3 separate regions of the Mus musculus genome follow, and regions 1 and 2 are each linked to region 3. The links are chromatin loops, found by intact Hi-C in ENCODE. Cell type or tissue: left cerebral cortex. All regions are shown on one strand.

Region 1 (8,000 bases), 86 kb after region 3:
AGTGAGCGAAGGCACTTGCCTCTCAAGCCTGGAGGCCCGAATCTCATCCCTAGAATCCTTATAAAGACTCTAAGAGAGAATCAACTTCACAAAGCTGTCCTAGGGCTTCTATGTGTGTGCATGTACACATACTTCCTCTCAGGCTTCCATGTGTGTGCACGCCCCCCCCCACACACAATAAACAAAACTCTTTTTAAAATGATCACTTTTATTGAAGTATAAATTCACTCATTGTGCACTGGACAATACCATGAATTTTAGTATGTTCATCACCATGATCCAGCTTAGTACTGCTCCATCACCCTTACAAGGTCCCCAAGAACCATCAAGGAAGCCTTCATGGGCTAAGCCATCCCTGGTGGATGGCCAGAGAGGTCAAGAGACCCCAGAACACCTACCTTGTCACCGTCGATTCCTGGGACACATGGGTTTGCAGCTGGCAGTGAGACCAAGGGAAATCTATAACCGCCACAAAAGGAAATCTATGACGGTCACTATGGGAAGCCAGATCCTCTAGTTATTCCAACTTTACTTATAAAAGTATTTATTTACTCTGCTGGGAATCGCAGCCTGGACCTTAGGTGTGCTAGACAAGCACTCTACTGCTGAGCTATAACCATCAGCATTTGTCTGTTTTCTCAAGGAGCATCTCTAGCATAGTCTAAAGAAAGTAGCGAAAATAATATAAAACCTCCCAGATATCATCACCCTTGCGTCCACCATGGGGAACTCCTTGCCAATATTGTTTCCATCCCAAGCCATCGAGTCCCTCTTAACTGTATGCTGTGTACACACACACACACACACACACACACACACACACAGCATCGTGCTGAAAATAGTTACTTTAAGAGCATAAACTTCCACGGTCCACTTTTGAGTTACACTAGAGCTGGCACATGTGATAGGCCCCCAGCCCTCCTCAGAGCTGTACCTGCCAGAAAGCCAGGGCCAGAAATTTGACCCTTTCTTCCTGCCATGGTGACAATGCCTGATCCCGACTGGTCTGTAGCCTAGAGGTTTCAAGAGTCCAGGGAGGCTCTGGGCGAGGCATCGAGGCATCGACGCAGAAGACCGTGGCCCGACGCCCCTCCCACGACGGACGCAGCTCCTGCCTTGGCCTCCCAGCCTCCCCGCCCTGCGGCTGCTAGCAGCGCTTGCCTGCCTGGGGTTCGTGCACTCGGGCGCGCAAGTGCGCGGGAGCTCGGCGGCGCGAAGCCGGGAGGAACCCCGCGCTCTCCGTGCTAGCTTAGCTGTGCTTCGGTGGTGGTCAGCACCAGAGTGGCTCCGGTCCTGTCCATGCGGTCTTCAGACATGGGTGTTGTGCTGCCCCCGCCGCCGCTGTCCATGCTGATGCTGGTGCTGATGCTGCTGCCAGGTACAAGCGGGGAGCGGTCGGGTCCGGAGCCTAGGCTGGCTGCGGGCGGTGGCCATCGGGCGGCGGGTGGGTCTCCTGTGCGAGGCTGCAGCCCAGGGCTCTGTTTTCCGCACGACTTTGACCACCAGAGCCTTAGAAGTCTAGGCACCCACTTGCCTTGAATCTCAGCGTGGCCCCACGGTTCTGCCTGTGCACGCGCATCCCAGTCCCTACCACTGAGTCCCTTGGCTACTCCTTTGTTCCCAAACCTGCTAGTTAGCTGAGGCTCGAGACTAGCCCAGAACCGGCCCTCTGCTTCTGCTAGGGAGATAGAGGTTTGGGTCCCGGTCCCGAACGTCGCCCCGCAGCCCCGCTTCCAGCATCTGCCTCCTCCCACCGCTTGGTTTTAAGTGGGAAAACATGCGGCCAAAGAAGGCTAAATATTTGTCTAAAGCTACCGGGTCGTTTTGGAGCTGGGGCAGGACCAAGCCTCTGGTTCTGGTCATCGGGTCTCTGCGCAAAATGATCGCGTTGCCTAGAGACCTTCGACGTGATCGCTCCTCCCAGGCCGTCGTGGAGGCTCTAGGGGGGAGCCTATTAGGAGAAAAGCCCTTCCAGAGACCCAGGATGGCTGGCGAGTGAAGCAGAAAAGCAGCTATGATGCTCCCCTGAAGGCGGTCAGAGCACGCAGGGGCGAGGGGAACGACACCAGCATTGTGGCTGTGCATCATTACAGTCTGCTCCACTGCATGGGTCCTGCTTAAATCTAAATCACAGCCTGAAGAAAATAAGTTACACCGGCCCCCTCCCCCGAGACTGTACCTAGACTGACCCTAGTACTGTAAGCAGACAGCTTGAGCCAATATGTCTTGCTTAGTTGGAGTGGATTTGTAAACAAAGGATGCCCAGGGACCAGAGGTAAAGGCTGGGATGAGGATGTGAAGACAGCCCAGCCAGGAACCCGGTAGGCATCTTGGCTCCTACGATATGATAACCAAGCCCCTGCAGAATTTGGAGAGAGTGAAGGGGCTGTAATCTCTGACACGGTGGAAAACAGGGCTCCTGGCCTGGGGGAACCCCGAGTGGCTCCACCCCAGGGTGAGTCATCTTTCCACTTGGGCAGCAGGAGAACCACAACCTTCCTTGGAGGAACAATAAAGGTTTGAGCCGCTAATAGCTCTTTTTTTTTTCTCTTAGATAGCAAGGTTAGGTGGTTATGTAAAGGTTAGAGTTTTATTAAGAAAACAAAAACAAAAACCAAACAAACAAAAAACCAGTATCTGGTCCTCCTGGGAAAGGCACTTCCCACTCAGCCTTATGACCGGCATTAGATTCCCAGGACCCACATTGTGGAAGGAGAGAACTGAGTCACCCTTGGAGCCTGCCCCCCACATGCCACAGCATGCACCCTCCTCCATTAATGTAATGAAAAATTTAAAGAAGAAAATAAGGAAGTCTTTACCTAGATTTAAGAGAGAGAAGGGGGGAGAAAGCTAAGAAAATGGCAGGAACACACACAGAGACAGTGTAGATTCTCTGACAGGATCCCACCAAGCTAACAGTTCTCCAGCACTTGCCTCAGGCCAGTGACTGAAGCACTTCACTTCCACCTTTGAGGTGCATTCATGCATACTCTTTGATAGTTCAGAAACGATGGTTCAGAGAGTTTGAGCTACTAGCCTAAGCGCACACAGCTTCCCCCGGTTTGCCGGGATTTTCCTTAGATGTACCCAATTTCAGAACTCAGGCTTCTAAACCACTGAATGTGCACGACCTCGGCTTCCCAGCCTGTAACTTCCAGGGAACATTACTAGCCTGGAAGCCCGAGTTTGCAGAGTACCCTGGCAGACGGCAGTCTGTGGGCAGGCTGCCCTCTCTGGGAGAGGTGCATTTCCTCAGGGACTGACAGGGATACCTCCTTCAGTGGCCAGCGCCTCGGAAGCTGAGCACCGCCTGTTCCAGTACCTGTTTGAAGATTACAACGAGATCATCCGGCCGGTGGCTAACGTGTCCCATCCTGTCATCATCCAGTTTGAGGTGTCTATGTCTCAGCTGGTGAAGGTGGTAAGTGCTGGGGCCACACGATGTGCCCCTGGGGTTCTAGGGGAGTCTTCTGCCTTATTTTGGTCAGTCACCTGTCAACTTCAATCTCACTTTCTAGGATGAAGTAAACCAGATCATGGAAACCAACCTGTGGCTGAAGCAAGTAAGTACCCAGGTTCTGTGTACTGCTGCCCCCTGGTGGTGATTGCCTTATTTGTTGCTGGGGGAAAAGGGGAACTGGACTGGACACTACTCCTGGACCCGGGACAGGGTCACCTGACTGCTCTTGAGGGCTGACTCCCTCACTCACATCACAGACAGACAAGCTACAACCTGGAGAGAGAATTCTATCCACAGCCCCCTTACAAAACTGAACAAGCTGGGTGTTGTGGCTCAAGCCTTTGATCCCTGCACTCAGAAGACAGAGGGAGGTAGATCTTTGTGAGTTCAATGCCAGCCTGATATATATAGCAAGTTTCAGGACAGCTAGAGCTATGTAGAGGGACATTAGTCTCAAAAAAAAAAAAAACAAAAAACAAAAAAACAAAACCAAAAACAACCAACCAAAGCTGGTTTGGTCTACAGAATGAGTTCCAGGCCAGCCAGAACCACACACATACACTGGACCCCTGACCCCCAATTCTGGTAACACTCACGAAGACATCCTTCCTTTCTCTTGCAAAGCCAGAGGTGGGTTCTCTTGCATTGTGCATGGGGCAGGAGCAGAGCACTGGTGTTCTGTTCCCACATGTCCTCCCTAGGGAAGCTTTGGCCAGATCTTTTGGGAGACATCACGACATCTGCCAGCTCAGCCAGCCTAGCACTCAGCTCCTACAAGCCTTTGTTTGAAGAGGCTGGCGAGCCAAGCGAAGCGTCCCACCTACATGTTCCTCTGTGGCCACAGCCCCATCCTGTTCCTTCTGGTGGTCTGTGCTCAACACTTTTATGGTCCTGTGGAATCAAGGCTCCATTCTGAGGGGGGGAACTCTTATATTTAGAAAGGATTATTCTGCTTTTTTGAGATGGGGGAGGGTATCCCATGTATTTCATGACAGCCTCAAGCTCACTGTGTGGCTGAGAACCTTGAACTTCTGGCCCTTCATCTTCCTAATGCTTGGATTATAGGAGTATGTCCCCATGCCTGGTTTAGGCGTTGGATGGGACTGAGCCTGTTAGATAAGCATCCTATCAAGTAAGCTAAGTCTCTACCCCACATATTCTGTGTGCGTGTGTGTGTGCGAGTGTGTGTGTGTGTGCATGTGCCTAGGCACATGTGTGAGGGTGTGTGTGCATGAATTTGGAGGTCAGACGTTGATAGAGGATGTCTTCCATGATCAGTCATTGCATCATTTGTTGAAGCAAGGCATCTCACTGAGCCTAGAGCTCAATGATTCTGTTGGTCTAGGGAGCCATCTTACCGCAGCGATTGCGTCTCTGCCTCCCTGAGATTATGAAGTGGGAGGGTTGTGTGCTCAGGGATTCCATCTCTGCTGAGGATGCTCACACTTATGCAACAAATCCCTTAGTCACTGACTCACCCCTCTTTTCCTATTCACGGTCTCATAGTGCATGGCCTAGGACTCCCTATGTAGCTTAAGCTGGCCTTGAACTCACAACCCTCTTGCCTCAGTCTCATGCCACTACACCTGGCTGGTGAGTGATTTCAAAGTATGTAAAAAAAAAAAAAGGAGTTTAATGTATGAACCTAGTAGAAATACAGAAGGCTGCCATCTTGGCTAATGTGATCGAAGGCAATGATTAATGGCTCCCGTTTGGTTGATAAGGATTAAGCTCCCAGTCATGAAGGCTGACTAGAGAGCAGGGGCAACCTGCAGCTTTAGCTCATGCTGTCTGCCTTGCTGCCCCCATGTTGCTCCCTTGGCCAACATTTTCTGCAGCAGGGAAATGGCTCAGTGACCCTAAGAAGGGGTGGTCTGTCACCATGATGGCCATAATGACATGTCTGTCAAGAAAACCTGGCTGGTCCTTCTACTGTCTTCTCCCCACCTCCTTTGGTCAGATCTGGAATGACTACAAGCTGAAATGGAAACCCTCTGACTACCAAGGGGTGGAGTTCATGCGAGTCCCTGCAGAGAAGATCTGGAAACCAGACATCGTGCTTTACAACAAGTAAGGAGCTGGCTGTCCCATACTCTTTTGGTCTGGAAGACTGGGCGCTTGGTCCTCCAGCCACTCACTATGCTTACAGTCTGGGCTTTTTTCGGCCCTTTCTGAAAGGGGTCTGCTTACTCGTTCACCCTGGAGGCACTGGGCATCTGTTATGCAGTGGGTACCATAGACGCCAGTGAGCCACAGAGCTGCAGGATGCTGAGTGGTTCCTTCCATGTGTGGCTGGAAGAAGGGAAAGGTCACCATGGAAAGCTGCTGGAAGGAAATGCCATTGAAGTGGGTCTTGAAGGTCACACGGGCTTTGGAAGAGGGGACCTGCAGCAGGGAAGGTCCGGGGATGCAGGAGAGTATGCCATGGGTAGCTAGAGTGACCTCACTATCTGCACTGTTGGGTATGAGGCTGGAGCAGCCCCGGTGTACGGTGGGGGGACCTGGGACATCAAGGGAGGGGCTTGCACATGGCAGCGGACACTAGCTTTGCAGGCAGGGATGGGAGGAGATGGCTGTTTCACCCTCTTTGAGAGGGAATACTCGTGAGAGAAAATCAGGACTGGGCAAGACTCAGAGGTTGTCCCAGGCTAGAGACCAGAATAATCACTGAGAAGCTGCTAAACACACATCTTCCTGGGGTTAAAACATTTTCTTCTTTGTTTTTTAGTGTCTTCTCTAAAGTTTATATACATATTGATATGTCTCCTTTATAAGTGCCATATTCTTTAGCATGGCTACCCAAAGGACTTTTATCGGTCTCTGTCCATTCCATTTCCTGCCATGACAATTTTTTGGTTCCGAGTGGTTCCGGAAGAGAGTTTTGTGGGGCGTGGGGTGTTGAGAGTTCTGAGATCTAATCGCTTCTTGGCCTTTTGGTTAAGATCAGTGTACAGAGTTCTGAGATCTCTACAAAGCTGCCCCAGCCTTGACTGACTTCACTGCACCCCTCTGTGTATTCTCACTGTAATGATTTCTTTACATTTGTTTATTTGTGTTGGAGGTGCAGTACCCTCGTGCTGGGATTGTCAGTGCTCATCACAGAGGCTTCTCCGTATGGTCCTTTTCTTCGAGAGGTGGCTATTTCTTCTATGTTTATGACCCTAGAACTCACTCTTTGGACCTTGAGACCCCATTTTTCCTCCCTATGTTACCCCCATTCAGCAGCTAATCCTACTTAGCCCCTGGGTCTCATGATGCTCTGGCCCTGTGCCCTCAAATGCTGACATTCATGAGACACTGGAACCGTCGCTAATCGTGTGGATAGTGGGCTTGTCCTCCTGTTGTACGTGCCCCATTGTTCAGCTTTCACAAGTCTCTGCTGCTGTGATTTTCTTTCTAGCCTTGCTCCATTTCCACACATAATCGTCTCATCTTCTCTTGTATGTAAGGACCTTTGCCGATCCCTTACACTTTCACTGCCTTTTCTCATTTTAACCAACTCAAGGAGTCCGGCGGTAGAGCAGCTCAGACCCTTGCTGCGGCTGTTGTTTCTTTGTCTCTGTTGCCACCCATTTCTTGAACTCCCTCCATATGTGTGATGGGTAGAGATTTTCACTTAGGCTTTTGGCCACTTGTTTGGTCAACAAATACAAGGGTGCCATGTGGCAAGCACTGTGCCAGATTTTAGTCTCCTGCTGGGTCCCTGTGTTCTGTGACTCCTGGTGGCACATGTTTTTAAATCCCAACCTGCACAGCAAACAGGCCTTCTGGTATGGGCAGGCACAACCAGGGGCTTCTGCGGCTATAACAAGTGAACAGGATCCCCGGAGACCACAGGGATGAGCCACTGGGTCAGAGCTGGCCTTCCTCTGGTACTTGCCCATTGAATACACACACAGTTTGCTGATGCTTCACTTGGCGACTGACGTTCTGAAAAGCCCAGGCTCTACCCACAGATGCTCTGTGGACCTTGAACAAATCAACCCTGTTCTTTGGCCTTCAGTGTTCTCTTCAGTGACATGACACAATTGAGCTATAGAAGAGGCATCCAGATACCCTGGAAAGACCAAGTAGTAAATAATAATAATAATAATAATAATAATAATAATAAATTTAAGAAAATTTAGCATTTTTTGAAAAGTAGAATTTGAGTAGATGCAGTTTTTGTCACAGCTATTCAACTCTGTCCTTGTAGCTCAAAGTAGCCACTCAATAGACAACAATGTCAACAACTTTGTTCCAACAGAATCTTGTGGGAATCGTGATTAGGAAGAGAGCAGTAGTTAAAGCACTCAACATAATCACGAGGAACAAAGTCTGGATTTCCCAGAACCCATGGAAGTGCCTGGTGTGTGTGGCAGCCTTGGAAGGCAGAGACAGGGGCACTCCAGGCCATCACAAGTAAACCTTATTGCTACTCTGGGTTTGATTAAGCAACTCCGGGTAAGCTCTAGGTTTGACTGAGAGATCCTGCCTCAATGAATAAGGCTGAAAGAACAATCAAGGATGATTCCTGACATTGCTCTCAGACTCTACATGC
Region 2 (8,000 bases), 59 kb after region 3:
TTTACATGAGAATCTAACTTGGTCCCCCTGCTGTGTGGCAAGGACTTTTCCAACTGAGCTGTCTCTGTCCTGTGTTTTAGAAAGACTGACTTGTGTTTTACCTGTGACTCGAAATTAAGGGTCAGCAAACCCTTGTGTGGAAAGCCAGCACGTAAATACCTGAGGTTTGGCAGACCATGATGGCCTCTGTTATATAGTCTTTGTTGTTGCTGTTTTGTTTGTCCAGCTAAAAAGGAGAGACAGCATCCTTCACAGCTCTGGGATGCACAGAAACAGGCTGTTGAGCAGGCTGGGTAGATGGGTGGAGGGTTGCAAGCTCCTCCTCAAGGAAGTTATATCCACCTCTCTCCACTGTGTGGATATTACAGGGCCTGATAATGGCCACTGATGTCACTTCCAGTTGGTCACTGATATGCAGACATGACAATGAGTAGAAAGGGTGAACACTGGGCATGAGCATCTTCAACTCCAGTGTCACATTTTCTACAAACCAGCAATAGTTCCTGAACCTGTCCGCAGCTCTGAAAACTCATCAGCACGTTTGGCAATGTGGCTTTCCAAATAGAAAGAAACTTCATTTCCCTGCCTTAGCTTCTAGTTCCCTCCTTCCTGTCAAGGACCACTCATGGGCAGCTGTCAGTGCTTCGTCACATGAATCTGCATGTTGCCTTCACGTTCCGAGTCTTACCTTCTTGGTTGTTTGACTGATTAGAATATTAATGTCTATAGCAATCTCTGAAACACTCTGGACACACACCCCTTTGCTGGGTGTATTTATTACCAACTTCTTTTCCTATTCTGTGGTTTCTCTCTAAGCTTTGTGGGAGTTTTGATTGAGCAGAAGTTTAAATAGTGAATGATGCCAAGGTTTAAAACAAGAGGAATCTCACATCATTTTTCTCTTGAATGTGTCTTTTTGGTATTTTGTTGAAGACATTTCTTTCTGAGGCTAGGGACTAGCTTGGTTGGTAGAATGCTTACCTAACTTGCCTGTAGCTCCGGTGTCTTAGGGTTTTATTGCTGTAAAGAGACACTATAACCAAGACAACTCTTATAAAGGAAAATATTTCATTGGAGCTAGTTTACAGTTTTAGAGGTTTAGTCCATTGTCATCATGGTGGGAAACATGGTGGCATCCAGGCAGACATGGCACTAGAGAAGGGACTGAGACTTCTGCATCTTGATCCACAGGCAAAAGAAGAGAACAGTGTGCCACACTGGGTGGAGCTTCTTGAGTATAGGAGACCTTAAAGCCCGCCTCCATGGTGACACACTTCCTCCAGCAAGGCCACACCCTGTCCAACAAGGCCACACCTATTCCAACAAGGGTATACCTCCTAATAGTGCCACTCTCTATAGCCAAACATTTATATACATGAGTCTATGGGACCATATCTATTCAAACCACCACACCTGAGTACTTTCATTAGCATGGCACAAAGTGGGCATAGTGGAGCTACCTGTAATCCAGCGCTTGAGATGTAGAGGCGAGAGGATCAGAAATTCCTCATTTTTAGTTACATATGTGTTCCAGGTCAGCCTCAGAGACATGAGGCCCTTTCTATAAGTTGATAGATAGATAGATAGATAGATAGATAGATAGATAGATAACTAAGTAAGTAAGTAAATAAATAAATGTTGCTTACTATTTTGTAAGGACAAAGTTCACATGTTAAGTCCCCAGCCCCATAGTGCCAGTATAAAGAAAACCTCTATTGGTGGCTGGGTTAGAGAGTGGAGCCCTTGTGGTGGGGTTAGAGCCCTCATGAGAAGGAATGGAGAAGAGTCTGTTTGTTCTTTATCCTGCTTTCCATCACGTGATGATCCAAGTAATCCTCCTGAGCCAGGAGGGGCCCCTCACCAAGAGCCAACCAGGCTGGCACCCTAACCTTAGCAAAGGCCTAGCCTGGAATACACAATGTCCTTGCCTAACCTGGTGTTTGTGTACTTTTGTTTGTGCCTCAACCCACTTTTATTTCTCATGGATTTTATAATTAGTCTGCCATGTGCCATGAAAAGTCCTATGGCGATTCACGCAGAAATACAATGATTAATTTGGTGAGAAGTGATCAATTGTAATATGGAATCTTTTTATTCAGAATGTATATGGTAGACATTTCCATTGGTCAGTCTCTGAATATATTAATTTCCACACTGGTGATTACGCTTTAGTTTGTGAATTTGGGGAGCATGTTCAGACCATGGCGATATTGTTCATAAAAGGAGTAGCCTATTTTTTTCTAAATGTATTCTCAGGTTTTGCTATTATAAATAGGATCTGTTTGTTTTCTGGCACATTTTCTAGTCTTTTTTGTTTTGCTTTGGAGTCAGAGCCTCATGTATCCTAAGCTGCCTTCAAACTTACCATGTACACAAGGATGACCTTTGCCTTCCTCACCCCAGTGCTAGCATTACAGATGTGCACCATCAAGCCAAGTTTATGCATTGCTGGGGATCTAGCCCAGCACCTTATGCATGTTAGCAAGGGCTCTACTAGCAGAGCTGTGATCTCAGCCCTCGACTGTGTGTTTGAATGTTATTAGAAGTGTACAGGAACACTAATCTCCTTTTAAAGATTTACTTTATTATTTATTTGTTTCTGGATGTGTGGATATACACATATGTGTGATCTGGGACTTGGTTGTTGGGTCCCCTGGAGCTGGAGTTACAGGCAGTGGTGAGCTGCCTGGTGTGGATGCTGAGAATTGAACTCTGAGCTTTGCAAAAGCAGCAAGTGCTCTTGACTACTAAGCTATCTCTCTAGCCCCTGTGGGATACAAATTGTTTTTAATTTGATCTTCAATACAGCAACCTTGCTAACTCTCTCACTAGTCCTACTAATTCATCTATTTGATAATTTCTCTCTTGGATCTTCTACAGTGCAATCGTATTGTCTGCAAACACGGGTAGTTTTTCCTCTTCGATTCTTAAAATTTATTACCTTTATCCGCTTCTATTATAGGTTGGATCATATAAATTGCTGATTTGGGGAAGCTTGTGACCTAAAAAAAAAATGGCAATTTCATTTAGTTTTATCTCTACATATTTCCTACACAAGGCCTAAATAAATCCAGTGATGGATGGAAGTAGCCTGTCTGAGGCTGACTGGGATGGAGATTGCTCACACAGTTTTTCCTTTTACCATGCTGCAGGTTTATTGGGTTAAGGGAGTGGTGTGCTAAGGGTTGTATCAGATGCATATTTAATTTGTTAAGGTTGCATATTACATTAATGAGTTACCTGACTGGATCGGTCCTTGTGTTCTTGGGCGAGAGCCCACATTTCAATGATACACCATTTTCCCTGTGTGCACTGCTGTGCTTCACTTGGTTTTATTTTATTTAGAATTTTAGAATCCGTGTTCATAATAGACAATAACAGCTAACATTTATTAAGTTTTATGTGTTCCGGCCCTATTAGGTCGCATTAAGGTACTTTCCATGACTTATTTCCTCTCTTCCTTAGAAGGCCTCCTGGGGAGACTAGTTCCTCTTTTTAAATATGAAGGAAGGAAGGGCAAAGAGAAGGAAATCATTTCTTCAAGATCACAGGAGATCAGTTATCAGACTCAGGAGGTCACACAGTCCCCTGGGTTAGAGACCCATCAGGCAGACTGGTCTATGATGCACTTTTCTAATATGTCCTTGTTCCAGCTCAATGCCAAGATTATGCTACCCCCTAAAACTGTTGTTCTCAACTTGTGAGTCCCTGTTCCTTTGGGGATCGAATGCCCCTTTCACAGGGCTCACCTAAGACCATCAGAAAAACCCAGATATTTACATTATGATTCATATCAATAGCAAAATTACAGTTATGAAATAGCAACGAAAATAGTTTTATGGTTGGGAGTCACCATGAGGAACTGGGTTAAAGGACTAAAGTGTCAGGAAGGCCGAGTGAGACCCATACTGGCCTAGAAAGTAACTGGACAGCTCTCTCCCTTTTTCTCTTCTTTAAAAAAAAAAAATCTGTGTCTGAAGAGATGGCTTAGTATGAACTTGCTGCACAAACATGAGGACCTGCGTTTGAATCTTTAGTACCCATGTAAACATCTGGGTGTGGTCACATGATCTCGTAACCCCAGTCCTGTGGAGCTTGCTGGCCACTAGCCAGCTCCAGGAACAGTGAGAGACCCTGCCTCAAGGAATACAGGAGAGTTTATAGAGCAGGACCCGAGAGCCTCCTCTGGCTTCCGTGTTGGTGCATGGTAGCATGTGCAGGTAACTGCACACACATGTCTGCGTGTACCTCATGGGACTCCTTTTCAGTTGTCTGCAGAAATATTTTGTCTAAAGTGAATTCTCTGGTTTTTATTTTATTGTCTGTCTGGTTGCTTAATTTATTTGCAGCTCTTGGTTTGTAGGCACATTTTGCTCTTTTAAATCTGAGATGTATAGGAAAACTACAAGTACCATATAAGGAACTTTTTGTTTGTTTGTTTGTTTGTTTTTGTTTTTTCAAAACAGGGTTTCTCTGTGTAGCCCTGGCTATCCTGGAACTCACTTTGTAGACCAGGCTGGCCTCAAACTCAGAAATCTGCCTGCCTCTGCCTCCCAAGTGCTGAGATTAAAGGTGTGTGCCACCACACCCGGCCCATATAAAAAAATTTGTCTTTAAAAAAAAATCATTACAAGGTTTTTTGGTTTTTTTTACTAACAAATTGAAAAAACAGCTACTGACTCACATGTGTAAGAAATCCTACGACAATATAACGGATGTTTCCTGACTAGAGGGCTTTTTAAGAAAGTTTACATTTTGTGCCTTTTAAATGTTTTGTATTGGTATATATTAATTATTTTTTAAAATGGGTTTGAGCTGGGTATAGTGGTGCATGCCTTTAATCACAGCACTCAGGAAGCAGAGTCAGGGGGAACTCTGTGAGTTTGAGGTTAGCCTAGCCTACATAGCAAGTTCCAGGACAGCCAGGGCTACATAGTGAGACCTTGTCTCAAAAAAAAAAAATGTTCGTTATGAGATTGTCATACATATGTATATAATAAGTTTTGGTCATTGACCACACCCTCCCAATTACTCTCTTTTGTCTCCTTCCCCTCACCTTTAGTCCTTTTGCTTTCTCCAGAATCTTCAATATGCTCTCTCTCCCCGCCTCTACCTACCGCCCATCCTGTGGCCCATCAGAGATAACAGAGCATACCTTAGACAGTCAGGACTACAGACAACTATCAGCAAGCAAACTCTCACACCCCACACCCCAGCATCCTGTCGAGGACTGGGGTGATTTCTGGCTCTTACCAAGGGTCTGCTAGTTCCACTTTATGTGAAAGGACCTACCCTTGCCTTTAGCTTCCAAAGCCCCACAGGTCACAGGCTTTGGCTTTCTACATCTCTTTCCCGGTTTGGGTTCAGGGAGAAGACGAACTTATTTTCAGTCCTGTTAGGTCTGTGGGTTCACCCTGTGAATCTGTTATTGCCGCAGTTTAAGGAGGAGAGGATGTCCTCAGACCTATCTTCTCGGAACCATCCTCAAGGCATTTCATCGACTTCTGTGCTTGTTGGTTTGCTTTTGTTTTTAAACTCCCGTGCCAACATGTCAGATTATAGCAAGAAGAAATCATCGGGGAAAGCGACTGGACTTCTGCCTTATTTTTAGGTCCAGAGGTCGTCCCTTCTCCAGGCCAAGTAAGCTCTGTTCACTTTGCCCCTGAAGCTGCTGGGTGCCCCTTAGTTGTCCCAGGTGCAGGGCTGTTTTGACTTGTCCTCTAACTTTAGATCCTGAAACTTAGCGTGGACCACCTAGGAGTGGGAAAGGCTAATGTATGCTTCTTTCAGCCACTTAAACTGCCTTGGGTAAGCCAGGCTAAGATTAAGATGGGTGAGGGGGACGCAGCCTGCCCTCTCAGACCCTCCCTTACCCTGTAACTCCACCCCTTCCCCAGTCCCCAAGACGAATGAGACAAGAGCTAGTCCACCCTCCCGAGTGCCACGCACTACCCGGCTCCTGAGTGTGAGAAAGTCTCGGGACCATCATCCATAGCCACAGGTTCCCCCAGACACACCCTGCTCTGGGTCTACCCCAAACTCCAGTTCAGTCCTCTAAGTGGGTGGGACCCACAGCAGCTTCCCAGGTGGGGAGCACAGGCTCCATCGGGTCCTAGTGCCGCCGGGCACAGAGAGACTGCCAGCTGGGACAGACGCTCACTCGCGGTTCCATTGTGGGGTGACCGGCAGCCACCCGGCCGGCCATGAGGGGTACGCCCCTGCTCCTCGTCTCTCTGTTCGCTCTGCTTCAGCCTGGTGAGTTCTTTTTAGAGAAGGTGGGAGGGACAAGGGTCGCAGTGTGGGAGGAGTGGCCGGACCAGCTGGGGAGTGGGCGGGGCAAGCCCTATGGGGATGCAGGCTGGCTTGGGTGGGTGGCCTGTGAGGTTTGGGGTCCCCGCTACCTTATTCCATGCTGCCAGGTCACCATCACTGACGAGTGTCTTCAAGCTGGGCAGTGCAGATCAGTCCCAGAGCTAAGAGGTCCCCAAAGGGTCCTCCGAGGCTCTTTCAACTCTAGTGAAGTGATGAACTTGCTACGGTATAAATGTGTGGGAGCAAGCCTGCTGTTTGGAGAGAGAGAGGGGTCACCAAGACACTAGCATTCCATATGTGCGAAGTATTTTTGCACTTTGGGGCAGGTCTTCCAGATATCACATATATGGTGGGCACTGCCATAGCTGGTCCCTAACCCTGCTTAGCTGAGGGCAGGTTGATGAACTGGGGTCTGCAGCTCACAAACTTAGCATTGACACTGAAGAGACTCTCTCAGCTCTCCTCCCCAGGTTCACTCAGACACAGTGAGGGTTTCTTCCAGACTCAGCTACCCTCCCCCTTAAATTCCAAGGTCCTTCGTAGCTTCTACCCCCACCACCTCAAGCTGTGTGCACACCAGCTTGTCCTCTGAGCTCCAATGGACCCAGAGAACCAAGGCTGCATCTTCCTCCCATAAAGATCACATCCAGAAGGTACTAGAATTAGGAGTGGGGAACAGTCAAGGTCTCCCAATCAAAGTAGTGTTGGCACAGTATGCATTATGGCTTTGGATCACTGCTGGGTGCCCCTATTCTGTTACCCTCTCTCAAGCTCCTTATCTGTTCCATGACAACAATCCGCCTTGCCTGTCATCTGACAAACACTGGCAGTATTTCTGAAGTATGGTCCCACTAGGCTGTCTGCACCTTCCTCTACAGACTCCTGAACCCCAGCCTAGGCTCAGGGGATCTGAACCTCTGGAAATGGAAGCTGGGGAATTGGCTTTTATATAGCCAGGTGATTCTGACCTGTGATTGGAGAAGCACTGATAGCATTTGGTGAGTTCCTTCTAAGACAGCATTCTGAGTTTCTAAGATGCTCACAGCCACCCTTTAGCGAGCACATATCTGCATCTCACAGGCCCCTCCTTCACTAAGCACATGCCCTCACCTGGCAAGCCCTGCCCTTCAGATACACACTTGCCAATGAGATTCTGTTAACCGTTGCATCCCCAGATAGCTCTCTATTTCTAGATTGGATATGCTTTCTCAGACTGGACACACAGAGAGACACTCACAATTCCACTATGGTTAAGAATCCTATCAGATTCTCAACCTTTCTCCTTTTCCTCAAGGGAGCATTCTTGCCAAGGAAAATCTCCAAAGGCAAGACCTTGTGCAGCAGCCAATGGGGCTCTCGTTTTTTTTTTTTTTTCAACATTGTATCACGATGACCTCTAGTGGTGGTTTATCTGCTTAACTGTATAAAGTTTGACTCCGTGAAAGCCCTCAGGAGCTGGTGGTGACCCTCTGACATGTTACTTATCTCTTGGATCTGACAGGCTCTGGAAAGCATTAGGAGTAGATGGCAAAGTCTGCCTATGTGCTCTTAGGGTTCCCTTTGGAGGTGAAAAGAGGGGGTGCATTTCAGCCATAACAGCCCTGCTGGTCATTTCACTTCTCTGCCCCATCCACAGGCATGCTAACAAACACAGACACAAGTGATAGGCCCAGCAGAGCAACCTCCCT
Region 3 (8,000 bases):
GTGCTTTCTCTGCCTCTCTGAGCTAGCAGGCTTTCTCCACAGAGTCTGCCTTCATTTGGTAAAACCGAATGGCTGGGGTTTGTGTTTTTATAAAACAATAGTGGCAGAGGAGAGAACTGGCCCCTCCTGTACATCGTACTCTGACCTCCACACACACTGTCCTGTGACCTCCACACTCTGACCTCTGACCTCCATACACACTGTCCTGTGACCTCCACACATACTGCTCTCTGACCTCCACACTCTGACCTCTGACCTCCACACTCACCTCCTCACACAAAACAAGTAAGTTAAAAACGTGACCAAAAGAGAGCTTTTCTAGCATATAGAAGACCCTGGGTTCAACCTGTGACTGCTACCCCCAATCCCCATTCCCAGTATAGCAAAAAGAAGATTTTCGGCTCAAATAGTCTCAAATGATGAATGATCTTTTTGCTGTGATATTTAACTCAGTTTGCCAGCATTTTTATTGAAAATGTTTGCATCCATGTCTGTCAAGAAGATCAGCTTATAATTTTCTTTTCTATGTGGTACTGAAACAGAGTTATTATCAACTCAAAAAAAAAAAGTGACCAAAAAGGCTACAGGAGTTAAGCTGAACTTCAACAAAGTGATACAAAGACCTACAGGGCAGCTAAGAGTAAAATTGTTTATTTCTAGATTTTCCCTCAATGCATTTGTGCACTTGCACACAGACCAAGGTGCCATGCATTGGCTAGTACCATTCATGTGCAGCTTGCTCGGGCTGCTGGTCTGCATGGTGGTGTGTGATAATGGAAGCTCTAACTAGCTTCAGCTGTCCACAGCTCAATTTCCATGCAGTCAGGACGGGACCATCAGCTCCTTCTGGGCATGATTTGTGTGCATGTGTGTGCGTGCATGTGGCATACATGTGCAGTCTGGGCATGATTTTTGTGTGTGCACACGCATGTGGTGAACATGTACATATGTAAGAGCCTGCAAGTATGTGTATGGAGGCCAGAGGATGCCACTGTGTGTCCTGCTCTACCGTGTCCTGTATTTTTCCCTGATACTCCAGTGTGCCTCCTATCTCTGAACATGCTAGTACCAGGTTACAATGCTTGGCTTTTCTCTCTGTGGTTGCTGGGATCTGAACTCAAGGTCTCAGGTTCATATGAGTGCTTTTACCCTCTGAGGCATAGCCCCAGCTCAACTTCTAGGTATTATTTGAATTAAACTTCCTGTTTGTGTTGGGTGAGGGGAAACAATCCTCAGATGAGTCTTGTGGCACTCAGAAGGATCGTCTTTGACTAGAGGCTGGTACAGTTCCACCAGGGAGAGCACCCTCCATTAGAAGCAGGAAGCTGGTCAGTTTCAGCCTGTCCTTTAGGAAGGGGCCTTAGTTTGATCAGTTTTCATGAAGGAAAGCAGCTGGCACAACGACTTGTCTACTGAGAGAATTAGCAAGGGACATTGGGCACAGCCTTTCCCACTTGTGCCCCTCCAGGTGCCCAAGCTTGAGAGTAGGTGTTTTGGGGCATGGCCTGAGAAGGGTGTGCATGTCAGGGCTGCTCAGGCTGGGCTGCTGCCCTCAGGAACTCTGGGGAAGCTCGCAGTGAATCCCATTTGGCTCTGAGCCTCTGGAAATACACCTCTAGCTTCTGAGTATATAACTGAAAATGTCTGGCTTGAAGACCCAGAGTCTAGGAAAAGAGCAATTGATCAAATCTACTCAAAATACCACTAAAGCTCCCTGTGATGGGGAAGTTCTTGATGGCAGAGCCACACCCATGGAGGTGACTGGTGTGGGTCTCTACTGCTCCAAGCCGGCAGCACGGGAATATACAGTGTCTCCCTAAGACAAACCTTTTCCTGTTACCTCCAGGCCCCGGTCCCAGTCCCTCCCAGAGCTCTGTCTTGTGAATTAGTACAGGCAAAACATATCTGTCTTAGCTGGGCAGTGGTAGTGCACGCCTTTAATCCCAGCACTCGGGAGGCAGAGGCAGGCGGATCTCCGAGTTCAAGCAGACTTCTGAGTTCGAGGCTAGCCTGGTCAACAGAGTGAGATCCAGGACAGCCAGGGCTACACAGAGAAACCCTGTCTCAAAACAAAACAAAACAAAACAAATCTATCTTAAGGGGGGGCCCTACATGGGCATTTAGACTGAAATTCACACCATTGCCAGGGAATTAGAAAGACAAGTGAGATTTCAAGAGCAAAGACATTCTTGTCACCTTCTCCCCTCCCATCCTCTCCTGGTAACCTAACTTGGGAGAAATGGGAATTTGAGATGATTCTCACTAAGGTGTAAATGACTCCTGCAATGTAACAGTTATTATCAAGGCATAAATCTAAGAGCCGCTTGGGAGACAGGTTTCCAGGCCGGGTAAATGTTAGTAAGGATATAAAAACCTTGCAAACCAGTCATTTTGTAAACAACATTTCCAGACACGGCCAGCCAGTAGTCTGCTGTCTGCACCACCCAAGAACCTTGAGGCCCCTGAGATCTGTTCTGACAAATTTTATCAAAAATTATCATAGTCTGGGGTCATTTAGTGACTATAGGAGATTTTCTAAATTAATAATTCCACGTCAAAGAAAAGACCTTGTCTTTATTCACAACTCAGCCTCACATGGGCCAATAATAGATTTGTATGGGGCTTTTGTTTTTGTAATTTTGAAATACTGCTCAAATCAGAGTAGTTTCACAAAAACTCCCCGTTCGAGCTGGTGAGATGGCTCAGTGGGTAAGAGCACCCGACTGCTCTTCCGAAGGTCTGAAGTTCAAATCCCAGCAACCACATGGTGGCTCACAACCACCCGTAATGAGATCTGATGCCCTCTTCTGGTGTATCTGAAGACAGCTACAGTGTACTTACATATAATAAATAAATAAATCTAAAAAAAAAAAAAAAAAAAAAAAAAAAAACTCCCCGTTCAGATTCCAGAGAGAGAGAGAGAGGTTAGTAGGCCACTCTGCTCTCCTCAGCTTGCTGGCTTTCCTCCCCTTCTAAGATCTTTGTTAAGGATGGGGAAACAAATTGGAGGCAGCTAGCTGCTTGGACCTGCTTCATGGGCATCAAAATCCTGTGCACTTAAAGACTTCTTTTGCCTTCTGGAAAATTACATAAAACATGACATAAAACATGAATACAAGTGCGTAAAAAGAGCTTGGTTTTCTTGTCTTCAGCTGGGTCCACCTCATTGAAGATTCCAGCTCACTCCAAAACCTGAGCTTGGCCCACGCTCAAGGGTTAGTCAAAACCATGGCTTGTGGCAAGACAGGCGATTCCCCGACATGTCCTGCAGGTGGCACTAGAACAACGTGGAAGCTGGACTCTCCAGTTCAGTCCTTTCAGGGAAGGACAGTGAAGGGAGGTGGAGGGAGCAGGGCGGGGCCAGTGAGGCGGGGCGGGGGCGGGGCCTAGCCAGGCCGGGGTGGGTGTTCACCTCTTGGCTAGGCAGAGGCCTGCTTGTGGACTGTAAGTCTACACTCATTTACAAACCTGGGTCCTTTGACCAGTTTCATCTGTGGAAGACGTGATTAGCAACCAACTCTGCATACTTCAGTGAGTGGAAATGGGCACTATTAAGAATTCCAGGACGACAGGTGTAAACATATTTTCACCTGTAACTGGAATATATGCTCACTGACCCTTCGGTCACCTTTTGTTTCTCTTTTACAAACATCCAATGTTCTGTTCCAAACATCACTGTCTTCGAAGGTGATCTGGCAATGACATCACTCCTGCAGCACCTTCTAGGGTCTAACCATCTGCCCAAGGGCTGCTTTTAGCTTCTAGTTAGAACACCACCCCTCAGTTATGATTGCTAGTGAGTTAGGAAATAGACGTCGGGCTAGAATGTTGACCTTATCTCAATTTCTGCCTCTTCTGACCCTCCTTACTAAATTTATTTCTGTAATTTTGTTCCGAGTGCCCTCATCATCTCTGAATTTAAGCATACTGGTCCACTGAATTGCAAATACACAAGTCCCATTAGAGATGATTCTTAAAGTCCCAAGAGTGTCCCATCACTCTATTCAACCCCGAATTAGCATGCCATTTATCCCTTGTTTCTGAACCCTCTTCAGTTAATAGCCCACAAACATCCATCCGCAGCAGAAAGGGCTCAAACTTTCCTCATTTCCACTTTTAGATGTTTCATTGCTATTCAAACAAGGGATTTGCGTGAAGGAGTCTTTGGTTGGGCGTCCTGCCCTAATACTTGTCTTTATAGCTGGATTGTGTGTGCTATATAATGGTCTCTCTGGCGGTCATTCATTGCTACAAATGGCCCTGAGTTTCTGTCCTAACATAAATCTAAGTTAGAAATGTGGGTTTATCCCAATAACACAGGTATAAGAGGCTTCAAAATTACTACAACCCTTCTCATCTGAGAAGGACCCTAAGGGTCTCTATCACGTGACAAACAAAAAAAATGGGCTGTAAACATACGAAATCTAAGGAAAGGCCAAGTTGGGAAACAAGACTTTGTTGCTGTTGTTGTTGCTGTTGTTTGGTGTGTTTGTTGTTTGAGACAGGATAGCGCTAAATAGTTCAAGAATGACCTTAATTTGTAGCTCAGGTTAGCCTCAAAATTAAAGACCTTCCTTCTTTGGTCTCTGGTGGGCTAGGACCACAGGAATGTCCACTATACCTAGCTCCATCGTCTTTCCTTTTCAGTAAAATATCTCCTCTATCATTTCAGTGTTTGTATTGTCTGAATTCGTATTAAAACTTAATCTGCGTGTGATGAAATTAGGAGACAAATCCTTAAGCTCCTAAAGGCTTCAGGTCCTCAACTTTGGAAGATGCTCACATCACTGACGGTAGGAGAGAGATTCAGTGTAGTTGGGGTCAGGGGTCTGGCTCAGGTCCTTGGCAGAAGTTAGAAAGAACCTGTCCTGGAAGGATGCCAAACATGCCACAAGCACTCGAGGGCTCCTGTCCTTGGTCTGATCCCTTACTGATTTTAAGGTTTTTACAGACACCATCAGCCCTGGAGGCCACAGAGAACAGACCCTGCCTTGCACTTTCCCGCAAACTCTAGGAAGGGAAGTCCCTTTTCGGGAACCCCCTTCATAATTACCAAGTGAAAGTGTAGCAGTATCCAGACCTAGCTGAGGGCCAATAAGGAAAAGAATAGTCTCCATTCTGCCCCTGTCCCTGCGTGGTGACCAGCCATTCTAAGTTACACAAATATTACGTACTACTGTCTCCTCCTTTTCAGAGTTAATTCACCTGGCCCTGTCAATAACGTAGCCCCCTAAAAATGAAAGCTGATTCACCCAAAGACACATTAAGGACTCCGGAGGACTAATTACACCCTTCTCCCCAAAGAGCTCATGGGCTCCCCCTCCCTAGGATACTGGATCCGACGGTTTCCACTTGTCTCTGAAGGCAGCAGGCACACAGGGAGTCCTACCTGGCATGCTCACCTGCAGGGCGTCCTCATGTATCACCGTGGTGTCTGCTCACTGTTCTCACCTCTCAGGAAATGATAATTTCCCTTTTCCTTCGTTGTTTTCCTTTGGGTACTGGCCAAAACCCTAAGTAAACTTCCCACACACCAGGAAGCTCCCCGCCCTCCCGCCAAGCAGCTGCTTTCCCAGCCCTCACCCTCACCAGCCTGCTGGCCTCTGCTGCCAAACCTGGTTGTTCTCTTTGGCCATGACTTACAAGGCTCCACCAGTTCCTCACCTCCATCCCCTCCTCCAGGCAGCAGGCAGGGGTTTCAGCTTGCCTATGCTGATGTTTTCTCTCAAATTCTAATAAAATATCCTCCAGCTTCTGATTTCCATTCTTCCTTCTTTTTTTTTTTCAGATTTATTTTATTTATTTTGCTTGTGAGTGCTCTATCTGCATGTACACCTGCATGCCAGAAGAGAGCATTAGATCCTATTTGAGATGGTTGTGAGCCACTATGTGGTTGCTGGGAATCGAACTCAGGACCTCTAGAAGTGCAGACAGTGCTCTTAACCGCTGAGCCATCTCTCTAGCCCCTGATTTCATTTCTAAGTTCTCTTATTAAATTGTATAAGAATCTCAAAGGGGAAACCCCTCTTTCAGTAACAAAATTATGAGGTGGGATGCTCATGAGTGAGCTAAACCACACTGGATGTGGAGGGGTTGGAATGTTGTGGGTCCAGAGGCTAATTACTTTTCTGTGGACTAGCTTTAGACCCCTGAACCCACTTCCTCACCCACTTCCATGTCAGAGCTAACATGCTGTCACTAATAGATAAAAAAAAAAAAAAAAAAAAAAAAAAAAAAAAAAAAAACTTTTGGAATCTATAAGCTTAAAAGACCACTAACTCCTGAGAACTCAAAAGCTAAAAGTGCTGTGAGGTAGCATCTGAGGCCTACAGACCAGACTTCCCTCATCTTGCTGTTACCACCTCTCTGTTGTACCCACCGACTCATTTTAAACTTGTCTTAATTTCTAACTTTCTCTGATCTATATGGAACCACTTCTGCACGGAACGTGGGCCCCCAGGGTGACTTTGCTCCATGTTTCTCAGGCCATGGTCACTCAACTTCAGCTCCAGAATAAACTATCCCTATGCCCTTTGAGGTGAGAGCTGTATTTTTGGCACCAACAAGCCCAAGAACCCAAACTACCCAAATCTTAGGCAAGATCCCTCCTCCTGCCTCCATGGTTCTTCCTTGTTTGGGAGCTGGAAATTTAAGAAACGCATGTGCATTGCAACATCAGCTTGGGGATGTCTATCATCTAAGGAATGTATTATTTACTTACTTATTGTGTGTGCACACATACGTGTGTGTGTGTTCATGTGAAGGTAAGTGTGGCAGTCAGAGGACAGAGGTAAGAATCAGTTCTTTTCTTCCACTGTGTAGGTCCTAGGGATCAAAGTCAGGCTTGCCCTTACCTGCCAAGGCATCTCACTGGGCAGAGGCTTACACCAGAAATGTTGAAATAACCATAACAAATGCTTGTGTGGCACTTGTTATGGTTCCTGGTGTTTTATACTCATGCTTGTTCTGTAACCCTCTCAACAGCTCTGCGATACCACTATCAGCATCACCAGTCCCCAAATAGGGAAATCAAGGCACAGAGAGGATAACTTGCCTGCGGTAATAAAGCCAGGATTTGAATGCACTGTGGTCTGATTTAAGAACCTGTGCCCTTCACCACCACACTGTATTGTATTGGGGATATTTTGAGCATTTTCTTCTATTAGCCTGGGAGCATTTTGTGCATAATTCAGATCTTATAGATTTGCTTCAAAGAAGGCAACTAAATCAGAATGGAGGATCTAATGTGTGGCATTCATGAATAAATTATAGGGCTCTTTGGTTTTAAATAAAAATGATTTGCTTATCCCGTGGCTGCAATCAGACAGGACTATAATGCGCCAAGCTGCATTTCACTGTTCTCTACGAGGAGTAGCTGGGCTCAGCCACGGGAATAACTCACAGTGAACCCTCATCACACTCCCCTTGCCCCTTGGTGGAGCAATGGGAGAGTTTGTGGGTTCCTAGTTTGTTGAGAAAGAGAAGATGCTACTTGAGTACAGAGGGCTTAAGAAAGATGTTTCTTAAGTGGGGTCATCTGAGCTTTGGCCATTAGCATGGTATCTTAGTTAGGGTTTTACTGCTGTGAACAGACACCATGACCAAGGCAACTCTTACAAGAGAACATTTAATTGGGGCTGGTTTACTGGCTCAGAGGTTCAATCCAGTATCAAGGCAAGAGCATGGCAGCATCCAGGCAGCCATGGTGCAGGAGGAGCTGAGAGTTCTACATCTTCATCTGAAGACTGCAAGCAGAATACTGGCTTCCAGGCAGCTAGGACAACGGTTTTAAAGCCCACACCCACAGTGGCACCCCTACTCCAAAAAGGCCACACCTACTCAAACAGGGCCATACCTTATAATAGTGCTAGTCCCTGCGCAGAGCATATACAAACCACCACACATGGGATCAATGATTTTTTTGGTGTTGACATATAGGGGAAAAAGGAAGTGAGCCTCTGTTATTTTTGTGTGTGTGCATGTCTGTGTGTGTGTCTGTG

Evidence for each region. Peaks named below come from ENCODE experiments on the same cell type or tissue, not always from the same donor. Only the 100,000 strongest peaks of a DNase experiment are listed, where the experiment ranks them.
Region 1: it touches region 3 in a loop (6-fold over the local background); 30 of 42 quality-filtered maps call a loop at or near these places.
Region 2: a loop joins it to region 3, with 2.9 times the contacts of the local background. A loop is called at or near these places in 22 of 42 quality-filtered maps.

The regions. Positions count from the first base shown.
Region 1 is chr9:55,019,709-55,027,708 of GRCm38, reverse strand. Chrna3 (cholinergic receptor, nicotinic, alpha polypeptide 3) reads left to right here and starts at 1,147. Exons shown (of 6, transcript NM_145129.3): 1 at 1,147-1,378; 2 at 3,282-3,421; 3 at 3,519-3,563; 4 at 5,421-5,530. The coding sequence starts at 1,315. In left cerebral cortex, a CTCF peak has its summit at 3,602 (motif pointing left); DNase peaks (open chromatin) are centred at 1,322 and 3,588; H3K4me3 peaks cover 601 bases.
Region 2 is chr9:55,046,699-55,054,698 of GRCm38, reverse strand. Chrnb4 (cholinergic receptor, nicotinic, beta polypeptide 4) reads left to right here and starts at 6,155. Exons shown (of 6, transcript NM_148944.4): 1 at 6,155-6,255. The coding sequence starts at 6,204. In left cerebral cortex, a CTCF peak has its summit at 7,726 (motif pointing left); no DNase peak of the experiment used is centred here; H3K4me3 peaks cover 361 bases.
Region 3 is chr9:55,105,962-55,113,961 of GRCm38, reverse strand. No RefSeq gene overlaps it. Among named protein-coding and RNA genes, the nearest start is that of Ube2q2, 39 kb to the left of the region's middle. In left cerebral cortex, a CTCF peak has its summit at 3,255 (motif pointing right); a DNase peak (open chromatin) is centred at 3,271.